Regions from separate parts of the Homo sapiens genome. Here region 2 is linked to region 1. The links are chromatin loops, found by intact Hi-C in ENCODE. Cell type or tissue: MCF 10A. All regions are shown on one strand. Each heading gives the region's core, and the rest is flanking DNA. Links, peaks and the distances in the headings are about the cores only.

What was found. Peaks named below come from ENCODE experiments on the same cell type or tissue, not always from the same donor. Only the 100,000 strongest peaks of a DNase experiment are listed, where the experiment ranks them.
Region 2: it touches region 1 in a loop (2.5-fold over the local background); 3 of 110 quality-filtered maps call a loop at or near these places.

What each region holds. Positions count from the first base shown.
Region 1 is chr9:109,178,557-109,187,860 of GRCh38, forward strand. EPB41L4B (erythrocyte membrane protein band 4.1 like 4B) reads right to left here. Exons shown (of 26, transcript NM_019114.5): 23 at 6,933-7,049; 24 at 4,173-4,241. Among named protein-coding and RNA genes, the nearest start is that of FRRS1L, 16 kb to the left of the region's middle. RefSeq lists a silencer at 1,673-1,967 and an enhancer at 6,961-7,460. In MCF 10A, for the core only: a CTCF peak has its summit at 5,194 (motif pointing right); a DNase peak (open chromatin) is centred at 4,805.
Region 2 is chr9:109,227,746-109,237,049 of GRCh38, forward strand. All of the region lies in intron 15 of EPB41L4B (erythrocyte membrane protein band 4.1 like 4B), which reads right to left. Among named protein-coding and RNA genes, the nearest start is that of FRRS1L, 65 kb to the left of the region's middle. In MCF 10A, for the core only: no CTCF peak of the experiment used is centred there; DNase peaks (open chromatin) are centred at 4,036 and 4,956.

The DNA of each region.
Region 1 (9,304 bases), core at 398-8,397:
AGTGTAAGTGTTAAGAACAGTATTCAGAACAAGGGCTAGCTGACACCATAACTGGGGTTTTTTTTAGTAGAGATGGGGTTTCACCATGTTGGCCAGGCTGGTCTCGAACTCCTGATCTCAGGTAATCCACCTACCTTGGCTTCCCAAAGTGCTGGGATTACAGGCATGAGCTACTGCACCCAGCCTTTGATGCCATTTTTTATTCTTTCTGAAAAAAGAGGAAAATTTGCACTGATGGTGCAAAGGTGATAGTAAGTAAATGGGGCAGGGCCTTGGCATGAATTGAGGTAGTGGCACCAAACTGTACTAGTAGTCATTGTGTTCTTGATTGCCATATACTTCAAGTAAAAAAAAAAAAAAAAAGCCAGTTTCACTAAAGAATGACCTTGAAGAAGCAGTAAAAATTACATTATTAAATCTCAACCCTAAGTATCTGTTTTTTAATATTTGTTGAATGAGGAAATGAATGAGTGAATGAATGAACAAGCTTCCACTGGAACAAAGCAGGTAACAGAAGGACAGAGCCAGATTAGAAAGAAGCATGTAGAGCAGAAATCTGGCCAGAGCCAGGCAGGGCTCCCCACCCTAGATGGACCAACATACTCGGCTGAGTATGAGCAGAGACCCAGTTAATACACCTGAATACAAAGTAGAAACTGGTTTTGGGATCAAGCAAGAGCCCAGCTGTTGAAACCCAGCTCCATCAATGCTAGATCGACTGCCAGACCAACTTTGTGCAGAGCTTCCCAGCGCTGCTAAACAACCCCTGTCACTGTCGCCAGGATAGGTCTGGAGGCCTGTGGAGAGGCCAAACCTGCAGAAAGTTCAAGTGTCATGATCTTGGCAGGAAGGAGATGAGAACACTACACACAGGGGTGAGAAAATTGAGAAGCTGAAGCCCATGAGCTTGGCTTCTGTTACCATCTACCTGTCACTGCCTCCCTAGTCATTGTTTCCAGTCTAGTCCACTCTCTTGAGTTACAGACTTGGATTTCCAACTGCCCATTCATTGTGTCCACCTGGATGTTTCAAAGGCATTTCTAATCCATCATGGCCAAAGGCAAACTCATCTCTCCCAACCAAGTCTTTTTCCAAGTTTCTTTATCTCAGTGAATGGACCCACTGTCCATCCACATTCTGCAAATCAGAAATATGGGAACCATTTCTGACCCTCTCTCTGCCTCATCTAATCCTGAATCTTACCAGCCTCCTAAATATCTTCCCTATCTGTGCACTTCTGTCCACCTCCACCAGCAAAACCACTGTGGGTCAAGCTTTCTGCTCTCTCTCCCTTAAGCCACTGTCCTGCGTTTCCAGGCTACTGTCCTGAATCCACTCTGCCTGGATGCCACTGTCCTCCCACTGTGATCACAGGGATCCCTTCCAAGTGCATCTGCCCTGTCACTGCCCTGCTCAAAGTCCCTCAAAGATTTCCTGTTGCTCGTAGGATGGAGATCAGAATCCCTACTGTGGCCTACAAGGCCAACATGGTTGTGCCCCTCCAGTTTTATCACCACCTACATCCCCTTCCTCCTCTCTCACCCAGCCCTGCTTGCTTTCCGCATCCCAGTCCCACTGGCCTGTTTTTCAGTCCCTTGAATGTGTGATGACCCCGCCCGCCCTGGGGGTCTGGCTCATGCTGTTCCCTCTGCTGCTCCAGCTGTCTTCGAGCCACTCTTGCTCAGTTCTTAAAAGTCCCAGCATGGTTTCTGCCATTGGCTTCCTGCTCCATCTTGGCCCCCAGCTTTCGGGAAGGGCTTCCCTGAGTGTCTCACAGCACTGCCAAGGCTGGGCAGAAGGCCAGAGTGCCCCACTATGGCCAACCAAGGGAGGTGGAGCCGGAGCTTCCAGCTGGGGAGCTGTGTCCAGCAAGACTGCAGGGAGCCAGGACGAGTGTCAGGGAAAGAGCATCTAACATTCTGGCAGAGCCCCATGTCTCTGCCCTCTCATTCTTAAAAGGCAGATGCTGGAAGCAGCTCATGACCCTAGAAATGGACTGTTCTAGGAACCTGTTTTTCCCTCCGCCTGCCCTGCTGGACACCTTCCCACCTCTGCTCATCCTCTGAAACTTGAATCAGCCACTGCTCTCTCCCTCCCTGTGTGGCTGAAGCCATGTTGGGTAGTGGCCATCATCCATCTCGTAAGACTGCACTTAGAGCTACCTTTAGCCACCCACAGCCCACCTCACAGATCCTCCAGATGGCACAAAAACCCTTCGGAAGGAGCTTCAGGGATCATAGAAATTGCAAGCTCTGGTTCCCGGGAGGAGGACAGAGTGAGAGGAAGGAGGTGTGGACCCCAGATTCCTCACTTCTGCTCCATCTAATTGCTCATTATACAGTGAGCTTCTGCAGAAGCTTTCATTTAAAGAATGAGTTGAGCCCTGAAAAGAAGCATGAACATTATCAAACTCTCTCTTTGTAGATGAGGAAACTACAGGATTTAAACATTTGGCAGAATTTTTTAAAAAATCAAGACAGGGTCTCACTCTGTTGCCCAGGCTGGAATCCAGTGGTGCAGTCATAGATCACTGCAGCGTCAGCCTCCTGGGCTCCAGAGATCCTCCCGCCTCAGCCTCCTGGGTAACTGGGACTACAGGCAGCTAATTTATTATTATTATTATTTTGTAGGGACAGGGTCTCTCTATGTTGCCCAGGTTGATCTCGAACTTCTGGTCTCAAGCGATCCTCCCACCTCAGCCTCCTAAAGTGCTGGGATTACAGGCATGAGCCACTGTGCCTAGCCTTGGCAGAATAAATAAGCTGCCCAGTGACACCCAGAGAGGTGGTGACAAGAAGTCTGTTGTCAGGGTGACTGGTTCTTGTTCATCACAGCACCCTGCCTCTCCAGCCTTGAGAAACAACAATCATAACTGACAGGTGTGGGATGTTTTGTGGTTGGTAAAACACTTTCAAATTCTTGGTCCCTTTTGATCCTTGCCCCAACAGGATATGAGGAGGATATTCTTACTACTACTTTCACCTTAAGTAAGAAGAGGGGGCAGGCATGGTGGCTCATGCCTGTAATCTCAGCACATTGGGAGGCCAAGGTATGAGGATCACTTGAGCCCAGGAGTTCGAGACCAGCCTAGGCAACATAGTGAGACCTCATCTCTAAAAGCAAAAAAGAAAAAGCTGCTGGTGGTCAGGGTAGTAAAGTGACCTACCTAAGACCACACCATTATCAAGATCCAACCCAAAAGAATTGAAAACAGGTGTTCAAACAGATACATGTACACACATATGCATAGCAGCACTATTCACAATAGCCAAAAGGTGAAAACAATCCCAAAACCCCCAATAAATGAGTGGATAAACAAATTGCAGTATATAGATACAATGGAATAATATTCCATCATAAAAAGAAATGAGGCTGGGCATGGTGGCTCACGCCTGTAATCCCAACACTTTGGGAGGCTGAGGCAGGTGGATCACCTGAGGTCAGGAGTTGGAGACCAGCCTGGCGAACGTAATGAAACCCCACCTCTACTAAAAATACAAAAATTAGCCAGGCGTGGTGGCAAGCAGCTGTAATCCTAGCTACTCAGGAGGCCGACGCAGGAGAAACACTTGAACCTGGGAGGTGGAGGTTGAAGTGAGCCGAGATCGTGCCACTGCACTCCAGCCTTGGCAGTAGAACAGATCTCAATCCGTCTCAAAAACAAACAAACAAACAAAAAAAGAAATGAAGTATTGATACATGCGTGGATGAACCTCAAATACATTATGCTAAGTGAAAGAGGCCAGTCACAAAAGGTCACATATGATACAATTGATTTATATGAGATATCCAGACTAGGTAAATCCACAGACACAGAATGCAGACTGGTGGTTGCCAGCAGGTAGGAACAAAGGGAAAATGAGGAGGAACTGCTTAATGGGTGTGAGGTTTTTGGAGGACGCAATAAAAATGTATTGGAACTGATAGAAGTGGTCACTGCACAACACTGTGAATGTACTGTCACTGAATTGTCACTTTAAAATGGTTAATTTTATGTCAATGTCACATCAATAAAATAGAGGCAGACTGCAAATCCAAGTTTCTTCCCAACCTCACAGAGTTCAACGGTGATCAAAAGAAGCGGTTGACCTTGCTGTCTGGCATCCCGCAGAAAAGCACACCGCATGGGAACAAGGGTTTAAAATGCACATCTGTTTTCTGGATCTACTTACAGTAAACTGTGGCCCTGTGGTGAAAGTATCAGGAAACGGGTTCATTGTATCAACCGGGAATGTTTTTATCTTCAAAAGAGAGAAAGACAAGGGGGTTACCTTCAGATTAGAAAACAAAGTTTTGCAATCTTTGGCAGCGCACCTTTAAAATGGAACCAAAGGATTCAGGGGTGCCCCCGCAGAGCCTTCATCACTCGTGTAAGGGCACATACAAAGGGTCCCTCAGGAGTGTGAGCTGGTGGTTGTATCTGTGCCTGGAGTTGGACTGCAGGACGGGCCTCAGCAGGGATGACAGCCTGGAGTCTCGTGTTCCTAGAGCGCCCCCACACTTGCCTCCCCCTGGAGCTGCCTTCAGCGGGATCTGCTTGGCTTTCCAGGCCTGACTCATAAAAAGCCACAATCAAGGTGGATAATGAGGGAGTCAGAGTTGCCTGAGGTGGCTTCTGATGACTTCTCCATAGCTGTGGGAATGGCCTAGAGGCTGCTGAGAGGTCACATCCTGGGACACGGTCTCTTACAGCAGGCAGGGTACAAGGCGGCTGGGCTAATTAAGCTAGAAAGTATTCCCTGTCTAATCACTTCAGTTACTGGACTCCCTGTACGCTTTGGCCAGTAGAGGGAGACCTCAGGGAAACCCGTGGAAGCATGGGAGAATCCTGCCCCCACGGCCTTTGGGAACAGATGGCTTGATGCACAAAGATGCCCAGTGCTGGGAGTACCTGTAGTACTGAGCTAGTCTGAAAAAGGCCAGACGAACAGCTGATCAGGTAGTGGTGGTGAAAAAGACTCTTGACTTCCATGTCTTTCTCTTTGGTCATTTTGTCTTTGGCCTCCTGGAGAACTTGGGAAATGGAAGGGCTTATTTTTTCAAGCTGGCCTAGGGTACGTCATCAGGCCCAGGAACCAGATGACTCTGACACCAGCTTTGTGCACATTCCTGGGGGACAGAAACTGTCTGCACACCTGCTGGTGAATGCATACCATACCACCCGCCAGCAGAGGGCTGCAGGCAAGACACCAAGGCCACCACTGCCCAGGGGCAGCAGGCTTTGTGTGTCTCGAGGTCTTGCCTGTGGACACTGGGATAGCTACTCAATGCTCTTCAGTGGCTCCAATGGGAGGGTGAGGCAGGGATGAGTAAGAACACATTAGCTCAGACCCAAATCAGCCAAGCTTTCCCAAATGGGTAAAGCAAGTCTCCCCCATGTGGGGATGACAATATCCTTGCCACGTGTACTGAGATGTCCAGCCCAAGCCTGCTCCCCTTCCCCCAAATTTCTTTGGTCTCTTTACACATCTCAAAATTGCCAGAATAGGCCTGAAATTGCCTTTTTGACTCAGGTGAGAGAAGGACCCTTGGGGTGAAGTCTTGGGGTACATTCTCCTCTTGTTGCCTATTGAGTCAGCATGGTGCTCTGAGACCAATATCCTAGCAGAAAGTAACAGACAGATAAGACTCTCAGATCATCATGAAGCAGAAAGGGAAAGTGGTTTATTTATTTATTTTTTGAGACGGAGTCTCACTCTGTCACCCAGGCTGGAGTGCAGTGGCGCAATCTCAGCTCACTGCAACCTCCGCCCCCCAGGTTCAAATGATTCTCTTGCCTCAGCCTTCTGAGTAGCTGGGATTACAGGCACGTGCCACGATGCCCAGCTAACTTTTGTATTTTTAATAGAGTTGGGGTTTTACATGTTGGCCAGGCTGGACTCAAACTCCTGACCTCAGGTGATCTGCCTGCCTCAGCCTCCCAAAGTGCTGGGATTACAGGCGTGAGCCACTGTGCCCTGCCAGAAAGTGGTTTATTATTGCTATGAAAGAAAGGTGAAAGTTAGCAATCTCAAAGAATTATTTTATACCTGCTGTAAATTAGAAAAATAGATTTCAACAATTACACTCTGTGTTGCTAAGGCTGTGGAGAAAAGCAAAGTCACTCTCTTCTGATGGCACTATCTGTTAGCACAACCACTTTAGAAAGGGGGCAAAAGCCAAAGTCACCATGTTTAATCCAGCAGGGTATAGCCTAAGAAAATAAAATTCCTGATGCAAAAAGCTATATGTGTTCTCCCAAATAATGACAAACTGCGAACAAAGCGCACATCCTGTAGTAAAGAATGTGTTAGATAAATGGTAGACCATTCACTTGATGAAATACAAATAGTCATATAATGTGGTAACAAGAACAAGCTAGAAACAACATAGCAGCATTAAGTGAAAAGAGGAAAACAGGAGAGAATATGGTTACTATGATTTAACTATGTAAAATTATGAATGATATGAATAAATAGAAGGAAATATGTAAAAATGACAAAAAATCATGCTAAATTGGGATGACAGGTAATTTTGTTCACATTGTCAGGTAGCACTCCTATTACATCATTAGCTTGATAAATAGCAGAAGAAGACAAGTTTAAAGAAGTTTTATTTTCAATAGAAATGCAACATAAGAGTCCGTCTGGTGAGTACCAAAGCATATATTTCTCTCTGGGGAAAGCATCTATGCTCATCAAAATTCTAGGAAAACAAACTCTTCTTGATTCTTGAGACCTAGAGGCGAAGTGGGCTCCATAGCTGCATGTTCCAAACTGACCAGGGCCAGCTGGACTCCAAATCCTCCATCCATCTGGAGTGAGGGCACCTGTCGATGGGCTCTGCCCGAGATCTGGGGCTTCTGCACGCCCACCCAGGCTTCCACCTCGCCTGGTGGCTCCTGCCCACCTCACCTCTCCTGGCCAGGCCCCTCTCCCTGCCAGGGTACCTACCAGCCTCGTTTTGATTGGAGGGTACATGCAAACTCCAGTGGTCTCTTCCTTCATGGGGAGAGAGAGTGGAGGAGAACAGCGAGAGTGGGCACAGTGGGGGTTGCTGGCGGGCTCTGCCTGCTCACGAGGAGAGGAGAGAAGGGGAGGAGGAGGTGGCAAGAGAAGGGGAGGAGGAAGAGGAGGTAGGGGAAGGGAAAGGAGAGAAAGACAGCACAGTGCAAGACAGATCTGGCAACTCCAGACTGTTCTCAAGCCAGCCTCACCCACAGCCTACTTCCAGGCTCTGGCCAACTGGCTTCTGGTCCCACCCCCCACCCTCTCTCTCAGCCTTCTTTTCTCCTTTCTGTCTTTCATCTGTTGTCTCCATCATCTGAGCAGATGACATACCAAGACCCCATTCCCAGGCCTGGTAGGTAGAGGCTATCTCCTGTGCCAACTGCACAGGACAGGTAGTGGCTTCTTGGCACGCGGTTGAGGGTTCTGAAGCATTGCCCAGGCCAAGCCAGAAAGATAGCCAGGATGACTTAGTGATGTGAGCCATGGAGGAAGTGAGGAGTGGCCACACACTTGAAGCATTTGCCTTCCATGCTCAGTGCCCTCCTGCACTCTGCTGAACAAGGGCACACACTGTGGTATGTCAGTGAGTGGATATCAACAGAGGGCACCAGGAAAGAAATATATCATGGGGAGAAACATATCGTTTCATTTCCCTTTTTTTTTTTTGAGACTCGCTCTGTCACCCAGGTTGGAGTGCAGTGTCATGATCTCAGCTCACTGCAACCTTTGCCTCTCAGGTTCAAGTGATTCTCCTGCCTCAGCCCCCAAAGTAGCTGGGACTACAGGTATGCACCACCATGCCCAGCTAATTTTGTAATTTTAATGGAGACAGGGTTTCACCATGTTGGCCAGGCTGGTCTCAAACTCCTGACCTCAAGTGATCCACCCGCCTCGGCCTCCCAAAGTGTTGGGATTACAAGTGTGAGCTACCATGCCATATTTTTTAAGAGACAGGGTCTTGCTCTGTCACCCAGGCTGGAGTGCAGTCGTGTGATCACAGCTCATGGCAGCCTTAAAATCCTGGGCTCAAGCAATCCTCCTGCCTCAGCCTCCTGAGTAGCTGGGACTACAGATATGTGCCACCATGCCTGGCTAATATTTTAATTTTTCTTTTTTATAGAGGCGAGGTCCCACTATGTTGCCCAGGCTGGTCTTGAACTCCCAGCCTCAAGAGATTCCCCACCTCCTCGGCCTCCCAAAGTACTGGGATTACAGGCATGATCCATTGTGCCCAGCTGTAACATATAGTTGAGGATTTCATATGTCTTGGCTCTTTGTTATCTGTGTTCAGAAAACAAACTGACCCTGACCCATGACGAGATGCATGGGCCCAGCCGTGGCATCTCGTTTGACACTGGGACACCCTGCTACTTAGCTGGAAAATACCAAACATTGTGAAAAAAGTGCCACATCCTTTGGGATACGCAGGGTTCTCCACCTTATCCTTGAATAGCACCATGCGCCCAGCAGAGGTCCAACAGCTTGTACTGGTGAGGATGAGGTTGGAGGACAGAGGATGCTTGATGTTAGGAGAGGGAACCACGGACAGGGTTATTTTGGGTTTCAGGGAGGGACCATTTGCTCCAGAGAACAAATATACACGTCTTTTATCTCAAGAGAGTTTCCTTAAATAGTTGATATCATCCTGCTGTGAAGAATAAAACACAGCCCCTGGGTAAGTTTCATAGAAAAATGATCAAGAAAATTGCCAGCCTCTTTTCCGTCTCCAAAGTGATCTATCTCTGTCCTCTTTACAATTGTGCAGTCCTGGACAATTTCCAAAGGGCTTTTTACAACTATTATCTCACAATGGTCTTCACGATGGCCTGTTTTACTATTCAAATTTGGGAGATGTAGAAATTGCATTTGCAAAGTCTTAGTCCATGGTTCATTTTGTTGACTGTTTCTAAATCTAGTTTTTAGTCAAGTGAATCCATCTGAGTCACCTGCAGTTAACTTTTACCAGACTACTTAAAACCCTCCTGCTGCTCTCTATGGACCTCAGGGTATATCCTGCAGAAATATGTCTCCCTGCTACCCTCAGGAACAGTTCCCACTACTGCCCCAGGGCATCCATACTCCAACCAGAAACAACTACAACAGGGGACCCAGGCCACTGGGTCTTTTCTTCTCTGATGATAGCAGGCACGCAATGGGTATTTTTTGAAGAAAATAAAAGCTGGCACAAATGACCAAGAAACATGGCCACACTGCCTAGAAGCCAAAATGTGTCCTGGCCACCAACTGAAGAACATAATGAGCGCCTTAAGGGATGGTCCAGCATTTGACTTTCGTGGTAAAGAAGTGTTGATCCA
Region 2 (9,304 bases), core at 567-8,566, 49 kb after region 1:
TAATTTTTGTATTTTTAGTAGAGACAGGGTTTCACCATGTTGGCCAGGATGGTCTCGATCTCTTGACCTCGTGATCTGCCCACCTCGACCTCCCCAAGTGCTGGGATTACAGGTGTGAGCCACAACGCCTGGCCCCTATTGTCTAATTTTTTAATGACTAGATGGATATACAAAGCTGCTGACTTTAGGATATTTCTGCCTCTGACCACTTTGCACAACTCTTACCAGTTGGAATTCACTTGGATTTTAAGAAGAGAATCACGTGAATTTTGTTTCTTCCTTTCCAGTAGTTATTCCTAATTTTGTTTTCTTGGCTTGTTCCACTGGTAAGGTCTCCAGAATAATATTGAATATCAGCAGTTATCCTTGCCTTATTTCTGAAGTTTATACATTATCTAGTGTTTCACCATTAAATGTCAGTTTCTGATAAATTCTACTTATCAGGTTAGACAGTTCTTCCACTCTTAGCTTACTAAAAATCTTGAAAGATTAGCATGACTTATTCTCAGCAAATCTGTGCTGTTCCTAAGTCAACACTGCTTCCTTTACTAAGTGCTTACAAAAGACTCTGTTCTCAAACTTTCCTCAGTATTGCACTCCAGCTTATCAGCCTAGTTTTTGGAATTCATGTTCCAAAAAAAACTGTCCATCTACTTATCTAGCATTTTCCCAAGACTTTTTCAAAGGTATTGATGCTGACTCAGCAATGACAAGTGCAAATTTTCTCAGTGTTTTGGGAGACCATTTTTCTGAGCCTAAAGACTTGAGCTAATCAAAAAGCAGTAAAATATTTCCTGACTACTCTTTCTCTTATCTTGGACTTCAATTTTCTTCTGTTTGTTCTCTTCACTCTCTGCAGTTAGTATAGTGACTAGCTTCCTTGTTGAAAAAGAAAAAAGCACAACAAAAGTCAGGTAGCTCTGTTTCTGCCTGTTAGTCTCACATACCATCCTCAAAACTGGGTGTCATTAAATTGCTCATCTTTTTGCCCCAACTGAAGTGAGCATCTACAAAACTTTGGAGTCCTTATAAAAAGTTCTGTGCCGCTTTCTTTTTGATCATATGTTCCACCTTCCTACTCTTTAAAATACTATTACAAATTGTGGGTTCATCTGAGAGGCTCATAAAGCCTTTCTCTTTCGGATTATCTATGCTTTCTAAATTCACAGCCCATGTAAAAAATATTCAAGTCTATTTTCTATGACATTTTGAAATTGGATTTTCTAAACAGTAAAACATATATGATGTGATTATTTCACATTGCATACCTGTTTCAAAACATCTCATATACCCTATAAATACATACACCTAATATGTACCCACACAAATTAATTTTAGAAAAGAATATCAACAAGAAGAAGAAAAAGAATATGTGGAGAATTAAGCCCTGGATTTCACTCACTTCATGTTCATGATTCTGAGATGTCAGGGTTTTCTTCTTCCATGGATCTTGTTACTTACACATTTCCAATGCAGTCTTCCTTGCTGAACAGAATTTACAACAGTAATAACTGCAGGGTTTCTTCTACCTCCTAAGTAACCAAATCATCAGCCATGCAGGCCAAGAAATCAACAGATTCCCCGCCTTTAACAGAATGCCCATGTCTGGATGGTCAAGAAGTCCCCCATAGGTACTACGCCAGCTGATGCAGTAGGAAATGCAATGAACTTCCCCTATCCAAAGTCGCATACATCTCGTCTGGATTGCTCAGTGCACACGTATCAAGTGCTGCCTGAACTTGGACTTACTCCTCAGCTATTTATGTCATGTGTCTTCACTCCAAGTTGGGGTTCCTGGCGGCGGGATCAGTGTATATGTAGCCCACACAGTAGACTCACAGGTAGCACACAAGTTCTCCACACACCTTCTGGAGGAGCTGGTTGGGACAAACTGGTTCCTGTTTTACTTTAGCCTCAATGGGGACAATTCCATATTCCTAATCAGAATTAACACATTGGGGATAAGCTGACAAGGACCTCAGTAGAACTTTCCAACTGGTAAGCCTCAGAAGGGTTGCAAGTGGGCTGAACCATTTATTCTCCCAGTCCTTGGAGTAAGTGGGCAGGACATGGGGAGCCTGGAGCTTCAAGCAGCCTTGTCTGCTTGTCCCAGCATGCTATACGTCACTTTCTATGTGTGCCAAGGACAAGAAAAAGTCAGGAAGCCCTGCCACTAGTCCATACCCAGTCCATTCGCCCGGAACTGTGGCTCTCCAATTGGGACTCTCTTAGGATAATTGACTCAAGTAGTGTGTTTTTACAGCAGATGGTGTCAGCCAGAATCATACCTCCTGATTGAACACCAGTGCAGTAATCATGCTCTTTAAATATTCACAGAGCAAAAAACCCCAAAATCTAACATTTTTGAGTGCCCAGTACTTCACCATCAGTTAACTTAATCTTCCAACAACCATTTGAAGAAAGGACAATTATTATTATCTTCATTTTATACATAAGGAAAGAGGAGCAGAAAGACCAAGGAGCTTTCCTCAAGTCATGTAGCTAGTAAATGGCAGAGCTGGGATTTGAACCCAGGTAACCTGGGCTCTCTGAATTGCTAGGCAATACTGCTTTGCCATGTGTTTGGAAGGAGCAATCTAATGACAAAAAAGGAACATGCATTGGTACTTAGCTTGGCTTTGCTGCTGTTTGCCTACGTGACCTTAGGTAACTCACTTATCTGGGTGGCAGACATTGCATTTTTGGACATTAAGCATTCGTATGCCAGGAACTACAGCTCAATGATATAATTTGATCTGTGCCATGTCCGACTGAGAGATGAGAGAAAGTACAATTTACTCATTCTGGTTTCCCAGATAGCTGTCGCTTATTTCAATTTTAATTTGGTAGAGACTAAACAGACTGATACATTGTTACATGTTCTTATTGAATTCAGGGAAAGCATACTATTTGGCAACAAGTAGAGTCTATATTTGAAACACTGTACCTTTTTCATAATGGATTTTCGAAGAAAATTGTATCGACATCTTAGAAGTGTCATACATTATGAATGTTGTATCTATTAATTAGGGATGATTTCTTATAGCAACTTAGTGGTCTTATATCTAAAAAAAAGACTAGTGAGAAGGTTGACTCTACTTCATCTTTCTTTTCAGAAAAGGTCAAAATTGGCCACAAGTGGTGGCTCACGCCTGTAATCCCAACACTGGGAGGCCAATGTAGGCAGATCATCTGAGGTCAGGAGTTCGAGACCAGCCTGGCCAACAATCAGGATGAAAACTCAACACTACTAAAAATACAAAATTAGCTGGGCATAGTGGTGCACGCCTGTAGTCCCAGCTACCCAGGAGAATGAAGTGGGAGAAATGCTTGAATCTGGGAGGTGGAGGTTGCAGTGAGCCAAGATTGTGCCATTGCACTCCAGCCTGGGTGACGAGTGAAACTCCATCTCAAAAAAAAAAAAAAAAAGGTCAAAACTGCATTTTTGGGTGTAGTTTAGATTCCTTTATAGAGACTAATTGGCCCAAAACTTTTCCAATTTGTATTTCTTTCAAGAAATGTTCCAATCAACTTTGCAAGCAATTCTGATGCTAGCACAGTTGATGTATGAATCCATGCTAGATGGGGAGCTCTTGATCTGATGATGATTAGTTACCTGGAGCCAAAGATGGCATCTTCTTCAACATACCAGCACTGCACAGAAACATAGCAGAACTTTATTCAATTAATTAGTTTTAGTGCATTTAAATTTTAATTCTCCTTAGGTAATTTATCAAATATCTATTCATAAAAGTTGCACTTTTGACATGAATTCCCTACTTGTTCCTAACTACATTATGTAGTCTCTGCAAAACTGCAGATTAACATCCCACATCCTAAGGACTGACAAGAGCCTTTGGGGTTCAGTAGTTCCTGGGTCTGAGTCCTGTGTGAGGTAGGACAGGATATGTGCTTCCATCTCTGAGTCTGGAATTTTCTTTTGGCAAACAACTATCAAATGATTTCAATAAATAGGTGTAAGCAGGTCCCGACATTTTTCTGCCAGAAAGGCTGTTGTGTTGCAATGCTATTCTTGCTAGGTTTTGCAATGGCTTCCTCATTGTGTGTGTGCCTTCACAGGTGTGCATGTGTGTGCAGTCCAGAGAATTACTATTTCATGAGTTGATTTTTGCTCAGAGGCTCATGACCAAGTTTATTCAATCTTTTTCTTGCCTAAAGAAAAAAAAATACAAATATAGTTGTTTTGCCTTACAACAGTCACTTCTAATAAGCTAGACTTTCCATTCTGGGTTTCTTTTTTTTTTTGATGGAATATCGCTCTGTTGCCCAGGCTGGAGTGCAGTGGTGCAATCTCCGCTCACTGCAACCTCTGCCTCCCAGGTTCAAATGATTCTCCTGCCTCAGACCCCCGAGTAGCTGGGATTACAGATGTGTGCCACCACACCTGGCTAATTTTTGTATTTTTAGTAGAGACGGAGTTTCACTATGCTGGCCAGGCTGGTCTCAAACTCCTGGCCTCAAATGATCTGCCCACCTTGGCCTCCCAAAGTTTTGGTATTACAAGCATGAGCCACTGTGCCCGGTCACTTCTGGGTTTCTTACAGATTTTTTTTTTTGGTGCGTCTCATTTCTGTGTTCCTGTGCCTTTATTCTGTTTTTTCAGGTGGCAACAGCATTAACAGACTTTCCCCTAACCACTTGTTTAAATACATCCTCAAACAGTGTTATATGAGAGACCCCAAAGGGACAGTAAGACAAAAATAATCATTGTCACGAAAGCTCAGCTGTGAGTGTAAAATAATGTCCACAAAGCAGATTCTTTGTCATCCTGTGCACTCTGACAGAGCTACGGCAGACTCAGGCATGAGCTGGGAAGTGTTATTTTTCCACTCCCCAGACGCCATCCGGCTCACTGAATGAATGAAATTAAAACATTATTCATCCCGGAATGTAGTTCAGGTTAGATGAATAAGATGCATAATCTGTTAAGAGTAGGTTTTAGACATTCTAATTGCACAAGACACCAATGTGAGTCAGAGTTGGAGCTGAACACTGGGTACGTGTTTCTAGGGTGATACAGATGAGGATTAATTTATTTTGGTATTCATTAGTGCTTAAAAATTTCCGCAAATGATCCTCTCTCTGTTCCCCAATTCTTGCAGGTTTTTCAGAAGCTTCTATTATGAACATCCTTAGTTGGCCTCCGAAGCTGTAACACTGATATGAATTTTAAGGGCTTAATGGTTTAATTGCCTTTAATACAGACAGTGTCCATTATTCAGCCAGGGAATGAAGCTGGTTGAGCATTAGCATAGCAACACCTCTTGCTTTTGAGGTCTCAGTGCAGAATGTGGATGTTTAAACCATTCACCATTCAGTAGGGGACGATTAGGAGGTTTCTGTGGGTTTCTTATAACATGAGCCTACAGGGATGTTCCTCTAATTATTCTAATCCTTTTTTAGTGGATGGCCTAGACTACAGCAGTTTTAATATTTTAAATTCTGCAGCCTTTCATCCAATAAAACCACAGGTGACTCTTGGGATGTGGCTGTAATTTCAGTTCCAATATATTGAAACTTTAATTGTAACTAGAAGTACATCCATCCTTCCTTGGTCAATGCACCAGGGAAATTCATGATGTCTGGGTGGGTATCTAAGAAGCCTGAGTGGAAAGTTATCAATACCCTCCCAAACAGGAAAGGAAACACAGATATTCAAAATCAATTCCTTTCCCTTTGCTATCTTTATGTTGCCCACATTCCCTTTTTCAGTTCTGCAGGGCAGTATCATGCTGACTGTTACCTGAATTTCTGGGAACCTACTTTTTTTTTTTTTTTTTTTGAGATGGAGTCTCGCTCTGTCACCCAGGCTGGAGTGCAGTGGTGTGATTTTGGCTCACTGCAGCCTCCGCCTCCCGGGTTCAAGCGATTCTCCTGTCTCAGACTCCTGAGTAGCTGGGGTTACAGGCATGCGCCACCAGGTCCAGCTAATTGTTTGTATTTTTAGCAGAGATGGGGTTTTGCCATGCTGGCTAGGCTAGTCTTGAACTCCTGACCTCAGGCGATCCACCAACCTCGGCCTCCCAAAGTGCTACGATTACAGGCATGAGCCACCACGCTTAGCCTGGAAACCTACTTTTAAAAAAATGTCTGGTAAATATCAACTCATTCAAGCCTTCCCTTTCCTCACTATTATAAATGCTAAGATGACATGGTTAATTGTACTTCATCAGCCTGATCTTTATTAAGGAGCATGACTCAAGAATAGGGGTTTCAGATGGTTCACAGAAAACATATAACAAACCGTCTTTAGAAAGATTAAAAGGTGCATAGCCTTGTTCACAGAGAATGTAATTAAAACAGAAATTCTGGATTTTACCCATCAGACTAAGTTAAAAAAAAAAAAAAGCTAGCAAAGGCTATGATTTGCTTCCTGTGAGGTCACAAAGGCATTGTCATAATTGCTGGGGGTGTCTGTGAGCTGGGGGGAGTATAAACAGGTGGAATATATTTGGAGAGAAATTTCATTAGACAATATCCAACTTAAATATGCACATACCTTTTAACCTGGATGCTACTTCGAGGGAATTTATTCTACAGATAGATTTGTTCAAGTGCACAAACACAAGGTACAAGAATGGCAGCACCACTGTAACTTGAGGGAGTTGATGCAGCTTAAATGTCCATCAATATTGATTGGTTAAATATATGCTCATTTATACATGGAGTAGCTCTAGATTGACAAGGAAAAATGCTAACAATGTTTGCTTCCAAGGAAAACTGGGGAATAAGAAGGTGGAAAGGAAAAGTAACTTTTGGCTATTTGTATTTGAATTTTTACTATTGTTTGTATTATCTATCTTAAAAAAGGCAACAGGCCAGGTGCAGTAGCTCTCCCCTGTAAACCCAGTATTTGGGGAGGCCAAGGCAAGAGGATCGCTTGAGCCCAGGAGTTCACACCAGCCTGTGCAACATGGCAAGACCCCATCTCTACAAAAATTTTTTAAAAATTTAGCAAAGCATGGTGGTGCATGCCAGCTACTCAGGAGGCTGAAGTGAGAGGATCACTTGAGCCCCGGAGGTGGAGGCTGCAGTGGGCCATGATTGCACCACTGCACTCCAGCCTGGGTGACAGAGACAGACCGTGTCTCAAAAACAAACAAACAAAAACAACAACAAAATGGCAACAAAGCACAGTGGTTCCCTTTTGTTACTAACTTTCCACTCAGTCTCCTGATAGTTAAAATCTTCCTCCAATTCGTCTAAGATGAAATCCCAAATTAGACAAGGTGGGAATGGAGCAGACGCTCTGTTTCAATTCTCCAAGCCTCTGAGTCCCAATCGTAGCAGCAGAATGGACTCTCAGCCATCTCACCAATTCTTTACTCTATGCCAATTCTGCCATGTGCAGATGGGAAAGCATTGTCCACATTCTGCCTGGACAGTTATTTCCTAGTATTCTCGGACAGAAATATCATTTCTATTTCTTTTTTCTTTCCTCAAAAGATCCCCATGGTGTTTCTGCTCTGAGTTTGTTAGTTTCAAAGAGACATGTCTTTATATATGTGTTAATGCTCTTACATCTGATCTGTCCTTTGGAACCAAACACCCCTTTCCCTTTGTAAACTTAGAATATACATCTCAAACCATCAATCTATTAGAAATACCATTTCTTCAGCTAGACTTTTTTTTTTTTTTTTTTTTTTTTAGATAGAGTCTCACACTGTCACCCAGGCTGGAGTGCAATGGCGTGATCTTGGCTCACTGCAACCTCTGCCTCCCTGGTTCAAGCCATTCTTCTGCCTCAGTCTCCCAAGTAGCTGGGACTACACAGGCACACACCACCACGCCCGGCTAGTTTTTGCATTTTTAGTGGAGACAGGGTTTCACCATGTTGGCCAGGCTGGTCACGAACTCCTGACCTTGAATGATCCACCTGCCTTGGCCTCCCAAAATGCTGGGATTACAGGTATGATTCACCACGCCCGGCCTTGAGCTATTTTGAATCTCTTTGGCCTGTTTCTGTCCACATGGACAGCTACGACCTTACGAACCACTAAAAATTCTTACCATCTAGCATCAAACACTGCGCAAAACATCTTTTGTATATAATGTCATTTATTGATAATTCTCTTATCAGTGAGATACTGGTAAATTCCATCTGGGGATGAGGAAAATGAGGTGTCCAGAAGAAATTGGCCAAAGGTCCCATGGCTAGTAAGTGGCAAAGCTGGGATTCAAATCGTGTGAGATTCCAAAGCTTCCACACTTCACCTAATCAGAGAACTATGGGGCTCTTGTCCCTTGACAAAACCAGACCACCACACTGTGGACCCTTTAATCCTTCTCTCATCTGGCTGGCAATGTCTTGCCATTTTACTTCTGCAAACTTCCATCTGTTTCCCAATCATGGGCTCCAGTCTTAGCCCAGGTGCTTAGACTGGTGTATACACACGCCCAGTCCTTCTCCAACAGCTGGAATTCCCTAGTCCCTTGCTTCTGAAGTGGGAAGGGAGGGCAGAACACACACTTGGTTTGATAGATTGCAGGGGGCCAGTTAATGATGAAATTAAAGCCATATAAAGAACCACTAGAATGCTCGCATTTTTCTGCTTCACCTTGGGCCTAAGGAAGTGCATAGCTTTGCTGAGCAGACAGATCTAGTTACTTATTATGATGTGTCCATCCATTGACTTAACATTATGCCTATTTAAAAAAAAAAAAAAGAGTTGACCTCTACTGAGAGTTAAAATTGAGGCATTAAAATAACGATGAACACAAGCAGATAAGTAGCTTTGCTTTCCAAAAGTGAAAAGCAAACCTGGACTGCCCACCTCAGGCTGTCCTGGGCTGCTAAAATGCAGGATCTTGGGTCTTACCACTGACCATTTAGAATGCCACAATCCACATTTTTAGTAAGTTGTCCAAGCCATTCTTTAGCTCCCTAATTTTGGCAGAAGTGGGCCTATTTGCAGAACTATTGAGGATTTCTTTTGCTAAGGCTTAGCTGAATGTCCATTTTACATGTTTGTCTTTTTGATATCCCCAGGGTTTCTTACAATGTGCCATTTCTCATGTGCAAGGGACCTTTAACAGTGACTTGCTTTTTCTCTCCGCCCCCTTATGCTTCGCCTCTGCATCTGTCCACCGCCTCCTGTAGCAAGAGAGTGGAAGCAAATCATCCTAGACCAATGTAGGGTATTTTCCTGGTACGTTTGGAAGACTTGGTCAGCCAGGGAATTGATTTACAACTCTTAAGTTTGGGAAATACTGATCCGAAGGGATCAATATGGCTGTTCAGGGAGTTCTTTAATGAGCTCAGATTTTAAAGGACTAGTTAAAA